Linked DNA regions of Homo sapiens: region 2 is linked to region 1. A link is an interaction called in ENCODE POLR2A ChIA-PET data of the cell type or tissue named here. Cell type or tissue: MCF 10A. All regions are shown on one strand. Each heading gives the region's core, and the rest is flanking DNA. Links, peaks and the distances in the headings are about the cores only.

Evidence for each region. Peaks named below come from ENCODE experiments on the same cell type or tissue, not always from the same donor. Only the 100,000 strongest peaks of a DNase experiment are listed, where the experiment ranks them.
Region 2: POLR2A ChIA-PET joins it to region 1 with 15 read pairs; 14 of 35 experiments call an interaction of 5 or more read pairs at or near these places.

What each region holds. Positions count from the first base shown.
Region 1 is chr5:119,321,438-119,326,818 of GRCh38, forward strand. It overlaps a transcript of TNFAIP8 not described here. Among named protein-coding and RNA genes, the nearest start is that of TNFAIP8, 32 kb to the right of the region's middle. In MCF 10A, for the core only: no CTCF peak of the experiment used is centred there; DNase peaks (open chromatin) are centred at 1,354, 2,384 and 3,004.
Region 2 is chr5:119,396,011-119,401,391 of GRCh38, forward strand. It overlaps TNFAIP8 (TNF alpha induced protein 8), which reads left to right. Exons shown (of 2, transcript NM_014350.4): 2 at 1-3,678. Among named protein-coding and RNA genes, the nearest start is that of TNFAIP8, 43 kb to the left of the region's middle. RefSeq lists enhancers at 1,511-1,560, 1,841-1,890. In MCF 10A, for the core only: no CTCF peak of the experiment used is centred there; DNase peaks (open chromatin) are centred at 1,731, 3,231 and 4,431.

The sequences.
Region 1 (5,381 bases), core at 286-5,285:
CATTTTTCCCAAACTCCAGATGTGATTATTCTGTTGTCTGTTTTACATTTCCACTAGAAATAGGCATCTTGATTGCATGCCCTTTACCCCACACTGGCTCCTTCCTGGGTTTGCCTTTCGTGCATGCAGCTCTCAGGCCACAAGCCCAGGAGGCATCCTGATTCCTCTGTTCACTCATCACACAGCTCACCTGGCAGCAAGTTCTTTCCACTTGCCCTAGCAAATACGCACATCCTAAATCTCACTGCTTCTCCCACCATCACTTCTCTTCTGGGTAGCCTCAGAAGCCTCCTAACTCCCCTGTGCTCTTGCACTGTCACTCTCAGACAGTCCTTGTGCAATGAGAATGGTCTTATCGCTGATCACAGTCATTCCCTTGCTCCAACCCCCCACGGCTTTCCATTCCAACGGACAAACTCCCCACTCCTTACCAGGAGCTACAGGCTCCCCTTCATGTGGCCTCTGCCCAATTCTGCTACCTAATTTCCTCCCACTCCCTCCTTCCCTGCCTCAGTCAGGCCACACTGACCACCATGCTGTTCCTCAAACTTCCCAAGCTCTTTCCTCCTACTTCAGAGCCTTTGCACACACCCCTCCCTCTGCCTGGAAGCCCCTTCCCTATAGATTGTTCCTTGGCTCTCTCTCTAATTTTTCTCAGGTTTCTGCTCAGATGTTACCCCAGGAGAAAGCCTATCCAAAATGCTCCTCTCTCCCACCCACTCTCTAGCCCCTGCCTCTGGTTTGTTTTTTCCCTCCACAGCGTTTATCTCCACTCAAAATCCTGTTTTTCCAGCTATTTTGTTAGAACTTTTGTCACTGCTCTATCCCCAGCACCATCAGCAGTGCTCACACGCAGTAAATGACCTATACATACTTGTGGCTGAATGATGAAGTGCTACTCCTTGAGGAGTGGTCCCAGGACCTTGGCCCCTTTTCCAGCCTCTGAGCAGACCATGCTGGCTATGGCCAGGATCTCCTGCTAAGTTTATCTCAGAACCTGCTCTCTTCTTGCTGCCTCCCATTTGGCCCCCTGCTGTTTACCAATAACTCCAGAAATACACAGGCGTGGAGAAGTTGAGCAGCCTCTGGCATTTTAATGCTAGGTGGGGACCTTTCACTTCTCTTCCTGACCATTCCAAACGAGTCCATGCTGCTCCCATTTCTGTAGACAGACTGGTCCTCCATAATCCACTTTCCTGATTTTCCTCCCCGTTTTCTCTGTGCCCCTCCTTGGTCTTCTTTGCAGGCTTCTTCCTCTTTGTCCAATATCAAAACGTTGGTATTTCTTAGGCTCCACCTGGATTCTCTGCCCTTCTTATTCGACTCTCTCCCTGGTGATCCCGCCCATTTCTAGGGTTTCAGATTCTCTACATGCCGGTGCCTCCCAAACTTACATTCCAGGCCCAAGCTCTTGTCTAAGTTCTAGACCTGGGTGTCTAGCTAGAAAATGTTCTTTGATGTCTCATAGGCAACTCAAATTTGATGTGAAGAAAGCTGAACTTGCCTTCTCTTTCACTTTTCCCCTTAGTCAATGACCCAGGTAACTATCTCGAAACTTGGAAGGCTGCTGCTTCTGGCCTTACCCCTATGCCCAATCAGTTGTCAGTATAGTCAGTTCTCCCGTGAATAGCTGTACACTCTATATACTGCCTGTCACTGTGCACTGCCACCAACTAAGACCAAGCCACTGCTGCCATCTCTTTCCTAGGTTACTTAAAGGGCAGTTGCACCCCCTACACTTTCTCCAGTCTAACATCCTATGCTGCTATTGGCCTCATAAAATGTCCATCTGATTGCATCATCCTTTGCTTAAAATGCCTCATTAGAGTTTTGATAAAATCTAAACTTTTTAACAGGGCTTATAAGATCCTTAATAACCTGTTCCCAAGCTGGCTGCATTTCTTGGAGTTTCTCGGAAATATCTGCCTCCCTCAAGCACATTCCCACCCCACCCTGCATACATACACATCTCTGGCCACTTGTTTGTCATTTACCCTAGAGTCTAACATAGGGCACAGTAAGGCCTCAATAAATATTTGTTAAATAAAGGTAGGAAGGCAGTGGTCCTGGATTTTAATTGTATGTCCTCACATTTTAATTTAATTTACCTTAAAAATGTAAATGATTCCAGAGTCAAAAGTTGCTGTTTTGTTTTATAGTGCTCTGTATGTTTCCCTCCACTCTGTAGTTTCCAGAGGGTTATTAAAAATGGACTAAAAGAAGCATGTGGGCTTCTGTTAGCAAATCAGTTGTAATCTGTGTTCTTTGGCTGAGTGCTGAGCTTAGGAGGCTGCCAGATGGGGACACAGGAACCAAATCATCTTTGCTTCCCAGTGGGGAACAGGGGCATAAATTGGCTGAATGGGCTTCTGCAGTAAAACTCCTTCAATTTGAGCTTGTGTAAGCCAGGATCAAAATACCTGAGACTTGTTGAGACTTGTCTAGAATGTTTGTTAAACTTTCAAACCTGTTTGGGAAGAAGGCTTGGAACAACAGTGGGTTTGGGTCTTGTGAAGTAAATCTTATTTAAAGGAAATAGACAAAAGCTTAATCATGTTTAATTTGTAACATTATAGGTAAGACTGTTGGTTGCTGTTGTAATGACTCTAAAAAAGAATAGAGAATATTTTTTTCCTTAGAAGTTCCAGGTTCAATGATGAAACCCCATCTCTACCAAAAATTCAAAAATTAGCCAGGTGTGTTGGCCAGTGTCTATAATCCCAGCTACTCGAGAGGCTGAGGCAGGAAAATCACCTGAACCCAGGAGGTGGAGGCTGCAGTGAGCCGAGATCGCGCCACTGCACTCCAGCCTGAGCCACAAAGCAAGACGCCATCTCAAAAAAAAAAAAAAAAAAAAAAAAAAAAAAAAAAAAAAAAGAAGAAGTTCCAAGTTCAACATTCCCAACTTCCCCCTCGGGGCTGGGAGCTCCTGGGTGAGGTTTCTAAGTCTCCATCCTCTCAGAACTCCTATCTTTAACTTCTTCGTGCATGGATCAGAGGGGCCTCCAGTCACTGCTGAGTCACAGGGATAAGCAAAAAGGGAATGACACACTTCCTGCCCCAAGTTCTAGGGAGTTTTTATGGTTTGTTTTTCTGTTTCGCTTTGAAAATTCCCTGAAAAGACAGAAGATTGCCCCAGCCGCCTCCTGATTGGCAGCCTCTATTTATTTATATGATTTCATGGGATATCCTCTCTGCTATGCCTTGTAACTCACAGGGTTTTTGAAACCTTTTTTCCTTATCACAGCAGTATTACATGTTTGTGTAGTGTATTTATCAACTACAATTTGACCAATAAAAAAAAAAGAGGCACTCCTTATTGTCACTACCCAGAAAAAAATATATTGTGCATATCATCATTCCAGGCGCTTTTCTGTGTGCTTATAGTTTTCTCTTTAAAAATTATATATGGCTTAATATAATTTCTTTGCTTTTATATATTGTTTTGTAGCCTTTGTGAAGAGTTCTCATGTTATTAATACTCTGCAAGATCGGTTTTAAAGATTGCATTACTGGCCAGCCGCAGTGGCTCACACCTGTAATCCTAGCCCTTTGGGAGGCTGAGGCAGGAGAATTGCTTGAGGCCAATGGTTCAAGACCAACTTGGCCAACATAGCAAGACCCTGTCTCTTAAAAAATAAAAAATAAAAAAAAAAAGACTGCATTACATGCCATATATGGATGTGCCATAATTTACTTAATCAGTCCCCATGTGGATAGTTAGGCTCTAAAAGTTTTCATATGGGGTCATTGTCATAACCCCGCGCAGTTTCCTTGCACTTGTCCACACTTCTGTCTATTTCATGGGATGTATTCCTGTAAGTGGTTCAAAGGGCCTGTGGAGTTTTAAGGTTTTTGATCTTTATTGTCACTTTGCCTTCCAGATGTTTGTCCTGTTTTACATTCCTGTCATATAATATAAACTCCTTACCATGTCCTATATGGTCTACATATTCTGGCCTTTGCCTAACTCCCAGCTGCTCTATTTTATTTAATTACTTAATTTGTTTATTTATTTATTTATTTTTGAGACGGAGTCTCACTCTGTCGCCCAGGCTGGAGTGTAGTGGTGCGATCTCAGCTCACTGCAAGCTCTGCCTCCCGGGCTCACGCCATTCTCCTGCCTCAGCCTCCCGAGTAGCTGGGACTACAGGCGTCCGCCACCATACCCGGCTAATTTTTTTTGTATTTTAGTAGAGATGGGGTTTCACCATGTTAGCCAGGATGGTCTTGATCTCCTGACCTCGTGATCCGCCGGCCTCGGCCTCCCATAGTGCTGGGATTACAGGCGTGAGCCACCGTGCCTGGCCTCCCAGCTGCTTCTTACAGCTTTCCTCCCCTTGCTTCCGTCACTGTAGCCACACCAGCCCCTGTCCCCTCCTTCCCCTGAAGCATGCCTGGCTTGTCCTGTCTCGGGCTGTAGCACTTGCTCTTTCTGCTGCCCAGACCATTATTCCTGTGGCTTTCAGCATATACCTCCAATGCCACTTCTGCTAGAGTGGTCTCCGTCAGAACCTCCTGTTTATTTTTGCCCTAGCACCTTTCACAATCCGTCCTTCATTTATGTATGTGCTTACTGGTCTGCTGCCGCTTTTTCCCACTGAATGTCAGTTTTGTAACACAGGCAACCCCTTATGTTTCATTTCCCATGTCCCCAGCATCTAAGTCAATGCCTACCATTCAGTAGGTACTAGGTAAATGCAGGTGGATTCATTCATGCTGAATGAATGAAGAAATCACCCTGTCGTTTAGGAATGTGTGGTGTAATAGGGCTGATGAGGTGTGTATAGTGATGGTTACCTCTTGGAGCCAAACATGGCTATCTCTTGGAGCAAAATGTGGGAAATGCTGTAAGTGTCCAAATATCACGGAGATGCAGGAGTGGGAGCAGTGACTGGCTACAGTGTCATGAAAGGCTCCATCTGAGCTGAGCCTTGGGAGACTGGCAGTGTTTTGCAGCTGGTGATGATGGAAAGAATCCGAGGGGCTGAGGAAAGCAGGTGAGCAGAGGCCCAGAGGCAAAACAGTGAAGCACGGTGGGGGCAGGACTGGGGACTGCTTTAAGTCCTATGTTGACTCATGGACTCAGACCCCTGAGCAGCAGGGAAGCATTGCGTGCTCCTCATCAGAGGGTAACATGGTGAGAGAGGATATGGAAGTGCTTTTTAAACTTAATTCTAGGTACACATGGCAGTGTTAAGGGTGATCGGGCTGTGCTTTGAGAAAATGTATCATGAGGACAACTAAGTAAGAAGCACAGGAAGTTCAGGCCAGAGGATGAGCCTGAAGGAGGTTGGGGTGATGGGGCTGGAAATGAAGAGAAAGCAGAGGAGTGTTTTGAAGGTGAGGAAGAGGGAGAGTGGGACCCACGATGACACTGA
Region 2 (5,381 bases), core at 194-5,193, 74 kb after region 1:
TGTCGGGCACATTAACTCATTTAATTCTGCCACAATCTTCACCATCTTATAGATAAGGAAACTAGGGGAATAGAAGTTAAGGAATTTCCTGAGGTCACATGTGCTCGAGGTGTCCCAGCCGGAATATGTATAAAATCTTATTTTCACTTAAAGATGATATGGCTAAAGGCAGTGCTAGGAACATCTTTGGCTCAGAGAAGCGTGGGCAGTATGCTGCTGAAATGGTTCCTCATATAGTGACATTTTAGGCAGTACCTAAGTCAGCACAGGTCTGGCCTGTTCTCTAAAGATCTGTGTAGATGTTGTACAAAGACATTTTTCAAAGTTTTCAACATGACTCCTACTTTGGGGGCATCTTGTGGCTCAGTTTTCTGTCTCGTGGAACTTCACTTCTAGGTGCTCACAATGACTTTTAACGTTGACTTCTGAGGTGCAGTGAGCTGCTCCCCCACAGCTGTCCCTAGCAGTGGTGGGTTCAGAGCATGACAAGGCACTCAATGTGCATTCACCAAGAGAAGCAAGGAAGCAGCAGTTCAGTACTGTGCTCCCTAGAGTAGGCACGGCATCAGTTTCAAACTTCAACATTATTTTCCAGATTTGGAGGCTCAAAATATTTGAGCAAGTTAAGTTAAGAAATAGCCTTTTTCTGATTATTAGGCCTTTCATATACAACTCAAAATTAGTTTAAGAGTAAAGCATGGGGTGGGTGCGGTGGCTTATGCTTGTAAGCCCAGAACTTTGGGAGGCGGAGGTGGGAGGATCACTTGAGGTGAGGAGTTCGAGACCAGCCTGGCCAACGTGGTGAAACCCCACTGCTACTAAAAATACACAAGATTAGCCAGATGTGGTGGCAGGCACCTGTAATCCCAGCTACTTGGGAGGCTAAGGCAGGAGAATCGCTGGAACCTGGGAGGCAGAGGTTGCAGTGAGCTGAGATTGTACCACTGCACTGCAGCCTGGGCAACAAGAACGAAACCCCGTCTCAAAAAAAAAAAAAAAAAAAAAAAGCATGAGTTAAGAACTTTGATCGTACAGAAATATTGCGTTTTAAACTCTTATATAATAGTATGCCATTCACAATTATCTGGAAAGTTCTTTTTCTCCCACCATGTGAATACACACACACACACACACACACACACAATTTTTAAGCCCCCAAAGGCTTAAAATAGTACTTTTTGTGGTCTGTACCGGTCAGTTGGATTTTTACTAAGAATTTTAATTTATCCTTGAGATACTTGATGAGTGTATATAAGCAGTTGCAATTTAGCATACAAAACCTGACAAATGGTAAATAAAAGAATATGTTTATCCAAATGATGAAATATTTGTAGTAAAAAGTGCTATTCAATTGCCAGGAAATTAAAATACTCCAGTAAAATGAATTAAATTAGCATGTTAATAAGAGTGATAATATTTAAAAGTTTTAGTCAATCTTGCATTTCCATACTTGCATTATCTAAACTAGTTGAACTTTTCAGTGTTTTACTTGATATATTGCATTCTTGAGCATTAGGCTTCTAGGTGATTTGTTAAACTCATAGCAGGTTTTAGTACACAGTGCTGTTTATGACAGAAAAAATTTTATCCTACCTCTGAAATAATTGTACTTTCTGTGATTCAGATAAAAACTTTATAGAAACTCCCTAATGAAAATATTGAAGCATTAACCAGAAAATGAGTCAGCTTTTTGTTTCCAAAATGATGCAACAGGAAAACCTTTAACTACTTATAATCCCGTATAGTCACCATCACCACGAAGTATTGAAAATCTGTTTTCTCTTTTACTAAGTGTCTGCACGGTCACTTATGTATACCCAAAGCCAGAAAGATATTTTTATCTCAGGGAAATTCCAGAAATGGAAACATTTTTGTGTAATATTGATTCATTTCTGTCTCACCAAAGATGTGTTTTCCACGTAGCAAAGAACATCAGCCCCACGTTATAGGGAACAAGCGAGTCCCAAATCGTACCATCTGCTGAGCACTGAGAAAGGATATGGACAAGTCAGTCAGCATTCACAATTAAGAGAAAAACATCTGTGCTTTGGAAAATGTTCTTCAAGGATAGAGAATTGTGCCCTATGTCCACCAAATTTGCATGAGATCTTTATAAGATTAGACAGCCAGTGGATAAGGCCCCTTATCTTTCTTCATGGATGGCTGAGGAAATTCTCCGCCTTCCCTGACATCAGCTGCATAACTGTATTTCTGCCTCGTGGAAATAAAGTAGATGATCAGGCACTTGCGGTTTGTTCTTAATACAAGAAAGACAATTTGATTTTTAAAAGTTTTGATTTGTAGAATAATGTAAGACAATATGTTTCTTTCTACTTTGGTTTTTCCATTCAAAAGCTTACAGATGAATTCATTCGTTTAAAACTGCCAGGCTGAGTGCGGTGGCTCATGCCTGTAATCCCAACACTTCGGGAGACTGAGGTGGGCGGATCACCTGAGGTCCAGAGTTCAAGACCAGCCTGACCAACATGGTGAAACCCCATCTCTACTAAAAATACAAAATTAGCCGGGTGCAGTGCCACATGCCTGTAATCCCAGCTACTTGGGAGGCTGAGGCAGGAGAACCACTTGAACCCAGGAGGCAGAGGTTGCAGTGAGCCAAGATTACACCACTGCACTCCAGCCTGGGCAACAAGAGTGAGACTTTGTCTCAAAAAAAAAAAAAGAAACTCTGTCTCGAAGTAAATAAATAAATTTTTAAAAACCAACCTGATGTGAAGTTGAAACACAAGACGCGGAAATAAAAACTCAGAGTATAAATATCTATATTGTTACCATTATCTGGGATAATTGATGATTTATAAGAAGCTGAGGTTTCGTCTTCCTAGAAATGGACTTTTATTAGGCCAGCAAGAATGACCACTTAGCCATTTAAATGATTTGTCAGCATCTTTTGCTGCTCTCTTCTAAGACCATTGGTTTTCACTAAAGGATAAATACCTGCTAAGCAAATTATAAAATACTATAAGACATTTAATCTCCTGGAAGAGGACTTGCTGATAATTGGATCAAAGTTCCAGCATTATTGCTCTTTTCGAATCATATGGACTTAGTGTTCTCATGACCGAGGAGTCACATTTTTAGCTTGCTAAAATATTCACTGGAGAACATGGTGAAATCCACGAGTGGAAACGTTCCATGGTATTTTCAAACGCCACGTGTCAGGAATTTGGCATGCCTTCCTCTGGGAGAGGCACTGGAGTGTGGCCAGATGGAACCCAGCAGGGTACAGAGGGCATTTGTGGGAGCAGTTAGGAAACCAGGACGTCCAGCTTCTGCCTGCCAGGGAGCTCGCTCATGTTGTCTCTGAAATTTGCATAAGAGCAATTACCTCATATTCTAATTTTAAAGATACAATTTTTAAAGACATGGAAGGCTCTGAGACCTCCTGAAGGCTATTCCTATGTGAGGTATTGTTTACGGGTGGCCTTTCACTATTTCCAAATCAGCGATGAAAAGAAGACTGAGTCTAAAATAAATGAAGCAACAGACTTCAGCAGCCTGAGAGAATTTTGTTCAATTCCAGTCTCCTTAAAAAAAAATCGGTTTTTGCTTTCAATTTAGGAAAATTGTTTTGGGTTGCATTGTTGAAAGTAATGATTTCTAGCAGCTACTTATGTATAATCTCTTAACCAATTAAATTCTGAATCTCTTAAATCACTTGATTATTCATGCTGGTTTTAGTTATCCACTGCTGTATTATAAGCCACCCCAAAATTTAGTGGTTTAAAACAACAACCATTTTGTTCCCGCTCACAATTCTGTGCGTTGAATGTGCTCACCTGGGCAGTTCTCTGATTTGGGGTCTATCATGTGGTTGTGGTCAGATCATGGCTGGGACTGGAGTCTTACAAAGATTTGGCTGGGACACCTGGATGACTGGGCCTCTCCTCTCCCCATGGTCTCTACTTACTACTTACTAAGAGCACCCCAAATTGCAAGAGCAGAAGTTTCCAGGCATTCTTAAGGCTGATGCCCAGAACAGGCACAATATCATTTCTGCCTCATTCTACTGGTCAAATCAAATCACAGGCTGTATTGGGGTCACCAAGACACCCTCAGGTTTGATGATTCTCTAGAAGGACTCAGAAATCTCAGAAAAGCTATTGTACTCATAGTTATGGTTTATTATAGCAAAAGGATACAGATGAAAATCAGCAAAGGAAGAAGGCACATAGGGCAGAGGCCAGGAGAGACGAAGGTGCAAGCTTCCAGCTGTCCTCGACCAGTAGAATTTTATAGACAGCACAAAATTTTCCTAGCAATGATGTGTGACAACATGTACAAAATATTGCCAACCAGGGAAGCTCACCCCAGCCTTGGGAGTCCAGGGTTGTTAATGAGGCATGGAGCACTCACATGACTAACCTTAGTTACTCAGGCTCCAGCCCCTCCAGAAGTCAAACTGAAACAGGGAGGCCCAGAGCTCCAGGTGAATATCATAAATCACATTGTTAGCATAAACAATGTGTCATGGCTCAAGCCCTAGGCATACAAAGGCACTCTTATCAAGCACTATATTCCAAGGGCTTGGAGACTGTCTCCCAAGATCTAGTCAAGGGCCAGTCCTTTCTTTGGAATTTGCAGGGTTCGAACTTCCCAATCTTGCTGAGTTAATCCTTTACTGCACACAGGCTCAACCTGGGTTTAGTACAGGAGGAACTACACAAGGGCATGAATTCTGGGATGCATGGCTCTTTGAGGCCATCTTCGAAGACTAGATGCCATATGATTGTTTCCCACCCTCTTGGCTCCAGCAAAAACAGAATTCTTGGGGAGTCTGGAGTTCTTCACATAATAGTTTGTTTTTAATTGGAAACAAATATATAAAATAAGGGTGGACTAACCTGAATGTAGTTAATAACTACATTCCTGTCCATGTGAACATGTGAGTCCTGACAAGTTAATCTACGTAATTCAAGAAATGATGATTAAACAGCTACTATGTGCCTAACGCCAGGCTGTACCCTGGAACTATGCAGTAACACCTAGTTCTTTACTGACTGGTGGGGACACTTACAATGCACAGGTAACTTAATACCGAACGGGGCTTCCCACGATGCAGATGAACCTAAGAAAGGCTTTTTTAGCCCAGCATAGGCTTTCTGATGTAACAATTTTCAAACAGTGTTTTGAGCTTTAAACTGATATTTTAAAAGCAATAAGCTCAAAGTAGCGGCCGATTTCTTTTTCAAAATCAGTGGCAAGTATGTGTGCTGGGGGCGGGTGGGGGAGGTGGTATATGTGAGACAGTATAAGTAGAAGATAAAATGGGCCATTTTTCCTTTATTTTCCTTTATAAATGCATGTTCCATGCATTTCCTTTAGTTCCTGGGCCCAGTGGCTCACACCTGTAATCCCAG